Regions from separate parts of the Homo sapiens genome. Here all the other regions are linked to region 1. Evidence: chromatin contacts called from ENCODE Hi-C or POLR2A ChIA-PET data. All regions are on one chromosome and are shown on one strand. Each heading gives the region's core, a stretch centred on a gene start or an enhancer-like site at or near the end of the contact. The rest is flanking DNA. Distances are from core to core; before and after follow the strand shown.

Evidence for each region. Hi-C counts contacts between places; a loop is a spot of excess contacts on that map. ChIA-PET counts read pairs that join two places held with the same protein, here RNA polymerase II (POLR2A). Pooled maps may share reads with other maps.
Region 2: a loop to region 1 is called in a map of OCI-LY7, with 7 times the contacts of the local background. The contact joins the enhancer-like site here to the promoter of ZNF184 in region 1. A Hi-C loop is called at or near these places in 8 of 168 maps with a recorded cell type or tissue (CD8-positive, alpha-beta T cell, GM12878, HCT116 and 4 more), 6 of 37 single-sample maps with no recorded cell type and 14 of 50 pooled maps. POLR2A ChIA-PET finds 5 or more read pairs at or near these places in 1 of 52 experiments (HEK293).
Region 3: a pooled map shows a loop between it and region 1 (4-fold over the local background). The contact joins the promoter of BTN3A2 here to the promoter of ZNF184 in region 1. A Hi-C loop is called at or near these places in 5 of 50 pooled maps.

Annotation. Positions count from the first base shown.
Region 1 is chr6:27,470,472-27,475,251 of GRCh38, reverse strand. It overlaps ZNF184 (zinc finger protein 184), which reads left to right and starts at 2,147. Exons shown (of 6, transcript NM_001318891.2): 1 at 2,147-2,523; 2 at 2,819-2,964. The coding sequence starts at 2,958. LOC105375001 (a long non-coding RNA gene) reads right to left here and starts at 2,128. Exons shown (of 2, transcript XR_926664.4): 1 at 1,943-2,128; 2 at 1-158. RefSeq lists enhancers at 2,136-2,295, 2,356-2,455, 2,476-2,565, 2,896-3,025.
Region 2 is chr6:26,334,714-26,339,493 of GRCh38, reverse strand. All of the region lies in intron 1 of LOC124901288 (a long non-coding RNA gene), which reads right to left. Among named protein-coding and RNA genes, the nearest start is that of TRW-CCA3-2, 5.6 kb to the right of the region's middle. RefSeq lists a cis regulatory region at 2,538-3,216. Within about 2 kb of position 2,940, at least 3 of the 41 ENCODE cell types and tissues checked have a DNase peak (open chromatin) inside an H3K27ac peak, as active enhancers do; they include HCT116 and OCI-LY7, where a contact is called at or near this core.
Region 3 is chr6:26,363,281-26,368,060 of GRCh38, reverse strand. It overlaps BTN3A2 (butyrophilin subfamily 3 member A2), which reads right to left and starts at 2,863. Exons shown (of 11, transcript NM_007047.5): 1 at 2,709-2,863; 2 at 11-71. RefSeq lists an enhancer at 2,856-2,905.

The DNA.
Region 1 (4,780 bases), core at 898-3,397:
TTCACTCACCAATACGCACTTAATATTCTTCTGTTCTTCCTTTTTGGTAGCTTGATAGCTCATTTCTTTTCCTTACTGAATGTTCCATTGTCTGAATGTACCATAGTTTATGTATTCATTCATGTACTGAAGGACATCTGGCTGCTTCCAAGTTTTGCCTATCATGAACAAAGCTGCTATAAACATTCTTGGGCACGTTTTGTGTGGACATACATTTTCAACTCCTTTGCATAAATACCAAGGAACACAATTACTAGATCATATGGTAAGAGTATGTTTAGTTTTGTAAGAAATTGTCAAACTGTCCTCCAACGTAACTCTAATATTTTGCATTCCCACCAGCAATGAATGAAAGTTCCTGTGCTCCACATCCTTGTCAGCATTTGGTATTGTCAGGGTTCTGGATTTTGGCCATTTTGACAGGTGTATAGTGGCATCCCATTGTTTTAATTTGCATTTCACTGAGGACATATGTGGAGCATCTTTTCATATGCTTATTTTCCATCTGCATATCTTCTTTGGTGACATCTGTTAGGGTCTTTGGCCTATTTTTTTAATCGGTTTGTCTCCTTATTGTTGAGTTTTAAGAGTTCTTATATATTTTGGATATCAGTTCTTTATCAGATATGTACTTTGCAAGTATTTTCTCCCAGTCTGTGACTTGTCTTTTCATTCTCTTGAACATTTTTTTTTAAACCAATGTTCTCTTCATGGCAATATATGCATTCTCTAAGATGACCGAAGCTTTCTCTATCATGTTCCCTTGACTGTAATTGTTTTTCATACACTCTGTTAGGATTTCCAGGTTTAATGTTTGTCAGCCAACAGTCTGAGAGACTTGACCTTGGCCCCTTATCCAAATGCTGGGGATGCACGCCAGCATAATAAAATGCAAGTGCCATGTCTTAAATATAAAAACCTACCGATTTGTTGGATTCTTTTTTTCTGCCAAGGACACAGTGACAGACTGGCCATGGGCTACACTTGCAGCTATGTGCTCGCTGACACAGGCATATAAAATGCTTTACTAAGTGGCAAAACATGGGAATATTATCTCCGGGTTTCCTTAAGCATTAGAAAAACATGTTGGGGCCGGGCGCAGTGGCTCACGCCTGCAATCCCAGCACTTTGGGAGGCCGAGGCGGGCGGATCACTTGAGGTCAGGAGTTCGAGACCAGCCTGGCCAACATGGTGACCCCCTCGTCTCTACTAAAAATACAAAAATTAGCCGGGGATGGTGGTGCATGCCTGTAATCCCAGCTACTCGGGAGGCTGAGGCAGGAGAATCGCTTGAACCCGGGAGGTGGAGGTTGCAGCGAGCCGAGATCGCGCCATTGCACTCCAGCCTGAGCAACAGAGCTAGATTCCGTCTCAAAAAAAAAAAAAAAAAAAAAAAAGTTGGTCGCCACTCATTTGAGAGTCGTGAAAACAATTTTAATGGGTAACTACCAGTATTTTCAAAACGACAAAAGAGTAGAACAGAAAATAGAAGGTAGAACATGTAATAAAGGTAACGATTGTTTGCGTTTTAAAACTGTGTGTAGACGTGTATTTCTTTTTTTTCTTTTCTTTCTTTCTTTTTTTTTTTTTTGTTGTTTTGTTTTTTTGAGACGGAGTCTCGCTCTGCCGCCCAGGCTGGAGTGCAGTGGCGCGATCTCGGCTGACTGCAACCTCTTCCTCCCGGGTTCAAGCGATTCTTCTGCCTCTGCCTCCTGAGTAGCTACAGGCGCGCGCCACCACGCCCGGCTAATTTTTGTATTTTTAGTAGAGACGGGGTGTCACCATATTGGCCAGGCTGAGTCTCGAACTCCTGACCTAGTGATCCACCCACCTCGGCCTCCCAAAGTGCTCAGATTACAGACGTGAGCCACTGCGCTCGGTCAGTAGACGTGCATTTCTTATAATCAGTTCAGTCAGACAAGTTTACAATGCACACGCATACCTGAAACAGGAGCAAAAGACTGGCGGCGAAAATGTGCGGCCCATCGCAGGGCGAAAGTACACGTTAGCTAAAGCCTCTGGGAAATGAAGTTCAGGAACACCTTCGCGGAGTGTTCTGGGAACGCTGGTCCAGTGTGCCCGCCCGGCGCCGGCGTGCGGGGCGGGGCTCGCTCGTAACGACCGGAAGTGACCGTTGAAGCCGGTTGTAGGCGTGGAAAGAGGTTGGCGCGCTGGAAGTCCAGTTGCTTCGGCTCCCTGCGTTAGGTCTGGTGGCGGTCAATGCGCTTCCGGACCCGGGATCAGAGTGTGTGGATCGCTATAGGGGGAGGGGAGCTCAGGTATCACCATGGCAACAGCCAGCCCTCCGGACTCGTGACGTCACCCTTCTGATTTCGCGCTTAGAGGCCTCTGCAGGAGAAAGCTGGGGAGTCCTCGAAGGGGGCGCACCTCGCCTCCTTCTGTGCGGGGCGGTCCCGCCCTGATCCCTTGGAGGGCTTTGTTCTTTTGTTCTGGCCTAAGGGGAAGTCGGGTGCCGGGCCCCGCCCTGTTTGTCCACCTTCCAGCTTTAACGCTCTGCAACAGGTGTGTCTTCGTGTTATCCGAGCTCGCAGGGGTGTGAGTCACAAGTGTGCACAGAGGGAACACACCAGGTCTGTGGATGCCCCGGCCAGATTCTAGGGTGGGCACCAAGGGTTTTTTGGATCTGAAGCAGAACCCGCGTACCCGATCTCCACTCTGTTTTGTTCATCGGAGTGCCACACACCTCTCTAGTGCTCTCTTGGGGCACTTCTCTTGTGTAGCACCTCTTGGTCACTTTGCAAGACTCTGATGTGTGATTGTGTGACGTATGCTGCTGACGCCATCCTGTGTCTTTTAGGGTAGACAACCTCAGCGTGTTGCAGATTCCCTGCAAGGGGAGTTAGACATCTGAGTCCTAGACCGAGATACCAGCTGAAGGAACGCTGCCTGGCGAACCCTGGTGTTCAAGTTCCAGAGGAACGGGATGAGCTCCTGAGATGGAAGGTAGTGGGGTCGACTTGGGGGAGAGCGGGGTGATGGAGGCTTGAGAACAGTCATGACTGGAGTATCAAATACTTGAGATCAGAGCAGGAGATTTGGAAGGAAGGAACGGTATGCTTAGGGATTAGCAAAGAAACCGAATTACATTGTAGGGAGAGATTCTGTTTTATAGAGAGATACTTGGGAGAGGAGTTTATTTTTTTCTTTCGTTCCATTGGGGAATGAAAAGACATAATCATTCAGAATATCTGTGATCCCCACATGACTTCTGAATATTAAATATTAAAATTATAATCTTGAAGTCAGAAGACATCTTGGCAATTATCCCTTCAATGAAAGAGTCAGTTTTGAAATCTCCTTGGCAGACGGCTGTCTGTCAACCCTATGCCCGAACTAGTGTGGCATTAAACTCGCCATTTTGGGTGCAGACTATTCCCTTGTTGGCTTTCTTTTTTAGTTTCTTATATTAAACAGATGTACTTGTCCCTGTAACTTTTGTGTTGATCTTAGTTCTTAGTCCTCCAAAGAAAAGGAAACTGTCTGTTCTTTCTTTCACACTGCTGCCCTTAAGATATGTGAATTCAGCTGTTACAACTCCTCCTCATAAATTCTTTTCTAAGCAATATAGCCTCACTTCTTTTGATTGGTCTATGTGATGTATCTAGACCTTTCTCTGAAAACTCTCCTGCTTGTCAGCATTTTTCTTAAAATGCAGTGCCTAATGGTAAACATAGCTCTTTGGATGTGCTTTGAAAAGTACCTGAGAGGATAATGTACTACTTCCTTTGACTCGGATTATACTTCCGCTGTTTGGCATTAGATCACATTTGCTTTAAAAACTATCAGTGATGTACTGTAAACTTTAGATCTTTTTTACATAAACTGCAGTGATCTAGATTTACACCATTTTTGTGTAATGGAATTATTATTATCCTTAATGTCATGACTTACATTTATGACTGTTCAATTTTTTGGTCACATGTTTTAGGCTTTCAGAATGATTATGAATCCTAATTTAGTTATTCAGTGCCTTAACTGTCCTTTCTAACTTAATGCCACTAGCGGATTTGATGAATATTCCTTCTATTTCTTCCTACCTGTCATTGAACAGATCAGGGTAAGGATAGAGGCTTATGACATGTCCCTATGGAGTTCTCTCTGCATTGGTGTTGTCTTTACATTCTTTAGGTATGGCTGTGCAATCAAGTTTGGTTTGACCTAACTATTATCATGCAGTCCTTTTTTTGCCTTTGTTAAAGATAATATCATTAGAAGTCTTAACATTATTCATATTAGTCATGTGAATAATGTAGGTTTGGTCCATACTTTTCTTCAATTTTTTGTACTTCAAGTCTTTTTTACAGTGGATTTTTTTATATATATATTCTAAGTTTCTCAGAATTAAATCAGCCAAAGTAGTTTCATTAAAAGCCTTTGTATTTTCTTTATTTTGTGGATTTCTCACAATTTTATCATTAGGATTAACTTTACTGAGCCTCTGTTCCTTGTAATCATAACTTTTGTAGCACATACTGAGCATTTACTATGTGCCAAGCACACAGTTGGTTTCTGTAACTGTTGCTGTTTTTGGTTCTGTTGGTTGCTGTTATTTGGAATAAAAAGCATCTTACCTGAGACATTTCTCTTGATTCTGTTTTCCTAAAGTCTTAGGTACCTGTCTGTGCATTTAGAACATTTTCTTTCACTGTTAAGAGCTTCCAAGATAATATCTTCATTTTTTTCTTAAGACTTCTGTTACAAAACAGTTTTTCTTTACTGGTCAAGATCAAGTTGAGCATAATAGTTCCCTTTATTGCTT
Region 2 (4,780 bases), core at 1,691-4,190, 1.1 Mb after region 1:
CACAAGATGGCTACGATTGTCCCTAGGATCATATCCAGGCAGAGTAACATCGAACAGAGGAATTTGTTTTAATTGGTTTGTTAACTGTAGTATCCCCTGGGTCTAGAAAAGTGCTTCACACACATTAGGCCAACAATAAATATTTGTTGAATGAATAAATGAATGGATGGATGGATCACTCATCTAGAACCACAAAAGAGCCTGTTTACTTTCCTGCTGATTAAGAACATGGTGGCCTACCCTCCCTGCAAAATGGAAAGAATGTTTTTTCTAAAGTAACATACACATACACATACACAAGAGTTGAGCTTTCATATCCTAACACTTGGTTTCTAACAATGCAACTCAAACTTAATTAAGGAAAACAAAAAAGGAATGTATCATACTATTATAAGGATACAATGGGGACTGTGGAGCCCAAGCACAGAGCTCCAGCTGGGCCTCCAGTCACAGCTGGGAACCTGAGCAGAGGGAGTGAAGCTGACAAGCAGAGGAGTCAGCTGGAACTAGGGGCCACCCCAAGTTCAAGTCTCCCACAGGCTGTGGCCTTGGGCAACAGTATGTGTTGGAAGTTTCTGAATCTTTCTGCTTACCGATACCTGTGCTAACCCCATAAGAAAGAAATTCTGGAGATGCGTCTGATGCTGAGGGGAACAGCTGCCTCTGTCTGCAAGAAAACACCTTTCTGTGGTGCAGGGGCCTGAACTCTTTTTTTCTGTATATTTTCTGCTACATTTTTGGCTTTGCAGGTCCTCCTGTGTCTTTCATAACTGCTCTTGTAGTGCAGCCATAGATGAATGGACATGGCTGTGTCCCGATAAAACCTTATTTATGGACAATGAAATTGGAATTTCATATAATGTTGATGTGGCACAGATGATTATTCTGCTTTTAATTTATATTCAGCAATCTAAAAATGTAAAAACAGCTGTAGGCAATACAAAAACAGGTAGCAGGCCACATTTGGCCTGCAGGCATGTTTCCTGACCCTTGATCTACCCTAAGGACTGTTGGACATTTGAGATGTTTCCTGTGGCCTGGTTTTTCAAATCTACAAAAAAAAGTTTTTAAACGTTTTTTGCTCAAAGCAAGGAAATCTAGTGAAAGAATTGACCTTTAACTTATCATGGCCTGGCTTTTTTGTTAAAGTGCTTTATATTGAATACAAACCAACAAAAATCCTATTATCAAACCATCAAACTGTCCTACTATCAAAATGCCACTCTTTCATAAGTGAATTACTACTGTTTTTGTATCTGGGATATGGAATGTTTTATATACTTGATAATTATGTCTTAGAAAAGAAAACATTTTGGTTGGGCATGGTGGCTCACACCTGTAATCCCAGCACTTTGGGAGGCTGAGGTGGGTGGATCACTAGGTCAGGAGTTTAAGACCAGCCTGGCCAACATGGTGAAACCCCATCTTTACTAAAAATACAAAAATTATCTGGGCGAGGTGGTGTGCGCCTGTAATCCCAGCTACTCAGTAGGCTGAGGCAGGAGAATTGCTTGAACCCAGGAGGCGGAGGCTGCAGTGAGCAGAGATTGTGCCACTGCACTCCAGCCTGGGCAACAAAGCAAGACTCAGTCTAAAAAAAGAAAAGAAAAGAAAACTTTTTAAAATTGAATATTTGTAATTTGTTGTTCCCTGTGATTTTTATGCTATAAAACTTAGGCACTTCTATAAATACATATTAAATATAACCCTATGTTATATTGGAGTTCTTATGATTAGAAACTGCATATTAGAAGCAATTAGTTCAAAGAGCAAACTCCAATGAGAAGACTCATTTATACATTCATTAAAACATTTTTATTACTATGAATTTATTATTATTATTATTATTATTTTTGAGACTGAGTCTCCCTCTGTTGCACAGGCTGCAGAGCAATGGCATGATCTTGGCTCACTGCAGCCTCCACCTCCTGGGTTCAAGTGATTCTTGTGCCTCAGCCTCCAAAGTAGCTGGGACTATAGGTACGTGCCACCATGTCTGGCTAATTTTTGTATTTTTAGTAGAGATGGGGTTTTACCATGTTGGCCAGGATGGTCTTGAACTCCTGACCTCAAGTTATCCACCCACTTTGGCCTCCTGAAGTGCAGGGATTACAGGCATGCTCCCGACCTCATTAAAACGTTTTCAGTAGATTTAATACTTTGATCATAATTGGGAGGTGTCAATCAAGTTGTCTTGTAAATCAGGTTGACTTTTTGTTGTCAGATTCATTCCCCATCCTTCTTCTGCTTTGAACATCCTTGCCTTCTGGCTTCTGGGTAGGATTAGCCAATGGGAGAATGACAAAAGGTTGGAATTCAAGAGGAACCCTGAGGCCAGGATATTCTTTCTTTCTGCTTCCTGTAGCATTGCCTGCAATAGCTGCATCCATTCCAAGGTCTGAGATTCTCCCTTTGGAATTCTAGCTCCTGATGGTCATTTTCTGCAGACCACTGTCACCCTTCTACCTCCCACTCTGGGCTCTAACATGGCCTCTTCCCACTGCCCCTCCATCCTCAGGGGTGATAATAGCTTCCTGTTGTGGCTAATCTCTGGGTTACCCATCTGTGAATCCTTATCTTGGCAGCCAGTTCATTTTGCTGTTTGTGACAATGTCTTATAAGTTCAGCCTAGATCATCTGCTCCTTGCAGGAAGGTAAAGTGATCTCTTATATGAAATCTTATCTCAAACAACAGGCTCCCTAACTCTTCAGTTTAAACTTTAATTTTCTTTTCTGTAAAATGAAACTACTGACACTGTTAAAGTCTGCTACCAAAGACCTCTAGGAACACACCTGTGGTCAAACAAAGCTAGGTTTATTAAACTTGCTACAGCAAGAGAGAATGAACACTAGTGGAACAGTAAGGCATCTAGGTAAGGGGGAGTTTGGAGAAGCTTACTATTCTAAGGAGAGTGTAAGGGAATCAAATATCAGCTCTGGACTGGGTGTGGTCAGGAAGTGGAGCAATTCAGTAACAGTGTGAGTCACTTTTTTGAATTTTTATCTAGGAGGCAGGAGAAGAATTCAAGTGGGGCTGGGGATGTCATTGGTAAGAAATCATAGTCACTCTACTATCCTGCAAAAGGGGTGTTTACTTTTTTTTATGGATGTAGAGTGTCCTTATTTCTTTCCTGTGTCATACATAGTTACGGAGTGATCTTGTCTTCATCTTGTTCCATCTCAGGTAACACAACGGCCTTGTCTGATCATTGTTTATACCATGCAACAAGATAAACAAAAACAATTTTTTTGTGTGTAAAAATTGTGTGTGTTCAATTGTCCTAGCTTTTAGCTTCTAGATGTTGGGCAATTTTTTATGTTTTCAGCACCAACTTCACAGACTTATTGTAAAGATGGAATATATTATATGTCAGCATATAAAAATTCAGAGAAATATTATTGGCACATAAATGCTTAATAAATGTCAGTGCTATGGTTTGGATATGGTTTGTTAGACCCCACCAAATCTCATGCTGAGATTTGATCCCGATGTTGGATGCAGGGCCTTGGGGGAGGTGTTTGGGTCACGGGGGCAGATGCTTCATGAATAGTTTGGTGCTATTCTCACTGGAGGGAGTGAGTTCTGACTCTTTGTTCTCACAGAACTGGTTGTTAAAAAGAGCCTGGCATCTCCTCCTCTTTCACTTTCTCTCTCTCACCATGCGACCTCCACATCCTGGCTTCCCTTCACCTTCCACCATGAGTGGAAGCTTCCTGAGGCCCTCATCAGAAGCAGATGCTGGTGCCATACTTCTTGTACATTCTGCAGAACCATGAGCCAAATACACCTCTTTTCTTTAAGATTACCCAGCCTCAGTTATTCCTTTATAGCAACACAAACAGACTAAGACAATTAGTTTCTTCTAAGTGTCATTACTGTTGAGAAAACTATAGACTAGACCTTGGTGGTACAATAGAGCCCCTTGTACTGGCTCACAGGAGCCCGTTATGCACATCTCTTCCCAACTTCACATTCAGTGACTCTGCATCTGTAGTTTGAATCAGTTATGGTGAGAGAATTTGCAAGCACTACTTGCTAAGATAGTGTCTTTCCCTCAAGAGCTGGTTGTTAAACATTTACCAGCACACCCATCTGGGAATGACCAAGACAGTAAGGAGCTCAACAAAATATAAATGTGGGATTGAAATTTACTAATTTCTTAAAAAATAAATTAAAAAACATCTTTGCTTTGATGAGAGTGGGAAGAAATCTGAGTCAGGCTAAAATAAGATTATACCTAGAACGAAGTTCACATTAATATAACATTTTTAGGGTAGTATTGCGTTTACTTTTTTTTTTTTTGAGGCGGAGTCTCGCTCTGTCACCCAGGCTGGAGTGCAATGGCGCGATCTCAGCTCACTGCAACCTCCGCCTGCCAGGTTCAAGTGATTCTCCTGCCTCAGCCTCCTGAGTAGCTGGGATTACAGGCACTTGCCACCACACCCGGTTAATTTTTTTTTTTTTGTATTTTTGGTAGAGATGGGGTTTCACCATGTTAGCCAGGATGGCCTCGATTTCCTGACCTCATGATCCGCCCACCTCAGTCTCCTAAAGTGCTGGGATTACAGGCATGAGCCACCGCACCCAGCTTTCTTTTTTTTCTTTTTCTTTTTGAGACAGGGTCTTACTTTGTCACCCAGGCTAGAGTGCAGTGGCACGATTTTGGTTCACTGCAATCTTGACCTCCTGGATTCAAGCAATCCTTCTACCTCGCCTCCTGAGTAGCTAGAACTACAGGTGTGCACCACCATGCCCTACTAATTTTTGTAAAGATAGGGT
Region 3 (4,780 bases), core at 1,614-4,113, 1.1 Mb after region 1:
AAGATCTTACCTCTGCCAAAAATGTCTGTCCTTGAGTGTCTTTACCTTTGGGTTCCAGTATGGAAAACCATCTGTAAAAATAATATCTGTTATCTGATCAGGACATCTCTGACTCTACTGCATTAAAATATTAAAATATTCATAATCCTATCACTTCCCCACACTTCCCTTGCCAGGTCCAAGCTTCCATCATCCCCCTCTGATTCATGAAGGACCCTCTTCACTGGATTCCCTGGTCCCACCCTTGTTCAGCTCTGTGGGTGTCCAACACTATGGACTCCTCAAGCGTCAAACTCTTGGCCATTACTACAGTCAACTTATGGCCTGGTGGCTCCTGGTGGGATCCAGGCAGACTGCCTGGCAGAGGCTCTGAAGTCAGTCAGGGGCTGAACCCACCACGTTTAATCACAAAGATATTGATTAGGAGAGCTTTGAATAAGACCAGGCTTTACTCATCTTTTCTTTCTTCCCTTCATAAAGTTATTCAACAAATATTTACTGAGCACCCACAATGGGCTGGACCCACTATGGTAGAGTTAGGAACACAAAGAGGGTAGACAATAGGTAAAGGCTCTACAAGTCACAAGCTTGATGATCTCAGTCATGGGACAAAACCATTTCAACTTTAGTTACTCAAAAATATCGAGTATGAGACTTAGAATGTTCACAATTGGCCCAGCAATTCCACTTCCTGATGGTTACTTCAGCGAAGTACTCGCATGGGTGCAGAGAGAAGCCTCTGTGGGAATGACACTGCAGCACTATTTTTAAAGTATAAAAGTGGTTACCAACTGAACCAGCCACTCACAAGAGACTGGTTAGAGGAATGATGGCTCATCCCTAGGAGGAAATTCAATGCAGCAGTTAAAAAGAGTGATTTAATGTCACTAGCCTGGATAATGGAGATATACTAAGTGATTAAAAAGCACCTTGCAGAACTATACTAATGATTCAATTGAAAAACAAAAGCAAAGCTATACATTTCTGCATAACTATATATGTAAATGCCTGAAAAAGTCTAAAATGATGGATGCTAAACTGAAAATTGGAGGTTAAGTGAGTGAAAGGACGCTTTGGCCTTTTGCTTCCTTTACTTTTAAAATTATTGGAATGCTTTAAGTTTAAAATTTTCATGTATTAGTTAATAACTAATTATTATGAGGAATAATAGTGACTGGAACATATTAGCTGCTCAGTAAATACTAACTCCTCAACAGTTTCTCCCAAAACAAAGGAGCATGAGGCCTGCAGCCATCATACCAGCTGCTGTGGGTCTGGGAATGGCCTCTGAGAACAAGGTCTGCAGATGGAGGTGGGGAGAGATGTAGAGGAAGCAAGGGAACAGAGGTCTGTGCAGCTGGTCATGCTCCACCCCTGCCTGGATCTTGCATCCACCATCAGACTAAACATTATATTTCACCACATCTTCTGCTCCTCGAAACTGCTCTTTATTCTCCTAAGGAGAAGGAGGTATTATTAAGCTAAGCTAAAAATTTCTCTGCTGTCCTCAGAGGGAGAACTTTTATTTTTTAGGTTATTTATTATTCATTCTTTCTACTATAGACAATTTTGCCAAAGAAAAAAATATAAAGGAATAAAACCTTAAATACTCTGTAGTTATATACTTTGCTAATGGAAGTGGAAATGTTTCTGGAAGCATTTGGCCATGTACACATGGCAAGTGCCTTTAAAATGTTGTATTATTTGCCCCCAAAATTCCAACTATAAAAGTTAGTGTTGAAGAAAAAAATTTAGAGATTGATGCAAATATTTATGGATAAGGCTGTTCAATCTAGTAAAATCTACAGTAACAAAATGTAGAAACTGAAAAATCCAAAATAAAGAGTTTTAAAAATAATTCGGGTTTTTTATTTGTTTGTTTGTTCTTTTTTCTTCTTTAGGAGCGGCTTTCTGAGTCAGAGTAGGCTCACAGAGACTCCCAATAATTATATATTCATACAATGTAGTAGCTTGTAACCATGGGAAATCATGCTTTAGGTTTTGGGGAAATGATGAATGGAAAGAAAACCAAGTACTATCCCTAAAAGATACCAAAAATGGTTTAATATAAGGATCCAGTGTTATTAAAATTATAAAGAATTTCACTTAATTAAAATTATGATTCCTAATGGTTACATGGAACATGTTTTATGACTGAACCATGCATTGTTTGTCTATTCCCCACCTGTTGAATATGTATGTTGGTTCAGATTTTACTATATTATAAATACTTCTGTAATAAACACATTTACATATAAATCTATGAGGCACATCTCTTTTTTCTTCTTCTTCTTCAGAATTTCTCAGAATAGATGCCTTGAGTTGGCCAGAACAGATTTTAAGGGTTTTTTGTTTGTTTGTTTGTTTGCCCTTTTCTGACCACAATACGTTAAGAACATGCAGTTGGAATATTTCTTCATTCATGTTGTCTCCCTTTCCTTCCACTAAATCCCAACCTCTGCAGTTCCTTATACTTTGCAGTACTTCTCCCGTCTTCCCACGTGCCCATATGTGCATGTGCGAGTGTGCACATGTACACATGTACACACACACACACACACACACACACACACACACACACACACAGGCACTGCACCCCTTTCTCTGGGAGAGTACTCTCCCTGCATGCCCACTCACCACTCTCAGCGATTCAGCCCCGCTCCTCCCATGCGTTGTAGCCCAGGCTCTAATCAATTTCCTGCACTTACCCCTTGGTATTCCCATTGGAGAATCAGAGCCCACAGAATAAAGACGGTCAATCAATAATTCTCCATTCTTTCTATTATGGCTTAGCCTCTCATCCGGAAGAAAGGAAAAAGAGAAAGCAAATATTGTCTTCTCACCATGAGAAACAGTAAGAGTCGCTCTTTGGAAGAATTAGTTTTTTGATTGGCTCAGAGGTGATGTTTCTCATCAGTTGCTGGGCAGAAACCACTGAGGAACGTTGAAATGAAAACTGAAAGTACATTGAATTGTACACGTTGAGGAAAAACTCCAGCCCTACCTCCCTTAGTGTTTGTGTTTCTGTGTTTATCTATTTGAATCATTCTTGTGCGTGGATGTATATAAGTATTTCTTTATATTCACCTGTCTCGTGTCTTTTACATGGTAATAGAAATATTAGCAGAATGGAGTAGGAAAGTAAAAAAATTTAATGTGCAAAGAGAGGAAGATGTGCACTAATTAAGATGCTTCTGTGGCAGTTTGCTTGCATGTAGATAGGTACGTAGAAGAGGAGGATCTTTTTTACAGAGCCTAATAAAGGTATGAATGGAAAGAAAATGAGACAAACTGCACCTCTTTAAGAACTTCTGGCATTTAGGCTTAGGATATGGTATCAAATAATATAATTTTTCTGATTTCCAGAGGCAGTGCTGCTTGACATTGTTTTACCTTTCCCAGGAAATTCTTACTGCAGATCTTTCTGAGCATCTTCATTCACCCTCAGCTCCTGGTTTGTGCTATATTGTATTTTCTTGGGTATTTGTTTCTCACGCTGCCAGTGGAGTACATATTCTCTGAAGCTAGACACTCCATAGGCTGTGGTCTCTGTAAGGCTCGTTTCCTGTACACCATCTCTGTAAGGAGTTTATGGGACAATCTTGTTCTCCCTGTGGCTTACGACCTCAAAACACACTTTTTTGGGCTGCAAGCCAGAAATCTCCTAGAGCTAATATGTGACTGGAGCTGATGGGATTTGATTATATTGCAACAGTTTGAATTTAGGCTGTGTGGTATCTGCTTGAGATGGCTGGTTGCTTCTGCAGCGTGCATGCCCCCTTCTTCTTAGTGACAAGGCCTAATTTTCTGGGGTACTGCATCCTGCTCTTCCCCCTTGAAGATAGGGCAGGCCAAGGGACTAAGTTGGAGCCAGCGGTTTGTAGGTGAAAGTTGTGGGCTTGTACTTCTCCCAGAAATCCTTCAAAGGGAGGCCAAAATAGCTGGGAGTGTGAGGGTACACTCTCCCTTCTTCCTTCTTCCTCTTGCCTAGAACATGGACTTTGGACCCGGAGGTGCAGTAGCCCACCCTGGGACCATGAGGCAGCCTTGAGGTTGGAAGCCACACACTGGGACAGCAGAGAATGAAGTCAGAAGCAGGCTGGGGCATGAATGACATATCTGAGGTGCCAGATCAGCCCTGGACTGTCACCATCTAAATTTATTTAAAAAATTTTTTCTTTTAAAATATTTTATTATATATTAGTACTCAGGGTAAATTTCCAAATAAGTTTGTTTTTCATGAAAGGAAAACAAATCCTTGTTTTATTTAAGCCAGTGGTACTTCTGGTCTCTGTTATCAACAGAAAAACACAATTTTTCCCTCCCCCTTCCCCCTCCCCAACAGTTTATTATAAAACTTCTAAAACATATAGCAAAGGTGAAAGAATTTCAGTAAATTCCAATATATCTACCATGTAGATTGTATAATTAATATTTTAGTTTCTTACTTTATTATAAATCCATCCTGCTGTTCACCCCTATTCATCCATCAATATTTGTTTATTTGTTCATTTGTTTATTTTTAAATTCAGACTCTATCAGAAGCTGTGCTGCTTGAGATCGTATTAGTAAGAATGAACATCCCACCTTTGCCTGGAGGGTCCAAGTCACTTTGACACAAAGAAGCAGCCAATGTGCTAAGCTTCAGATTAGGAGTTTCTGAGCCCAACTCTTCATATCTCTGAACTTTGTAGTTTCCAAACTATGAGACCCCTAAGTTCATTTCTCACTCAATGTCTTTGTTTCTTCAGCTATGGGTAGGGATGTGACCTGCTTCTTA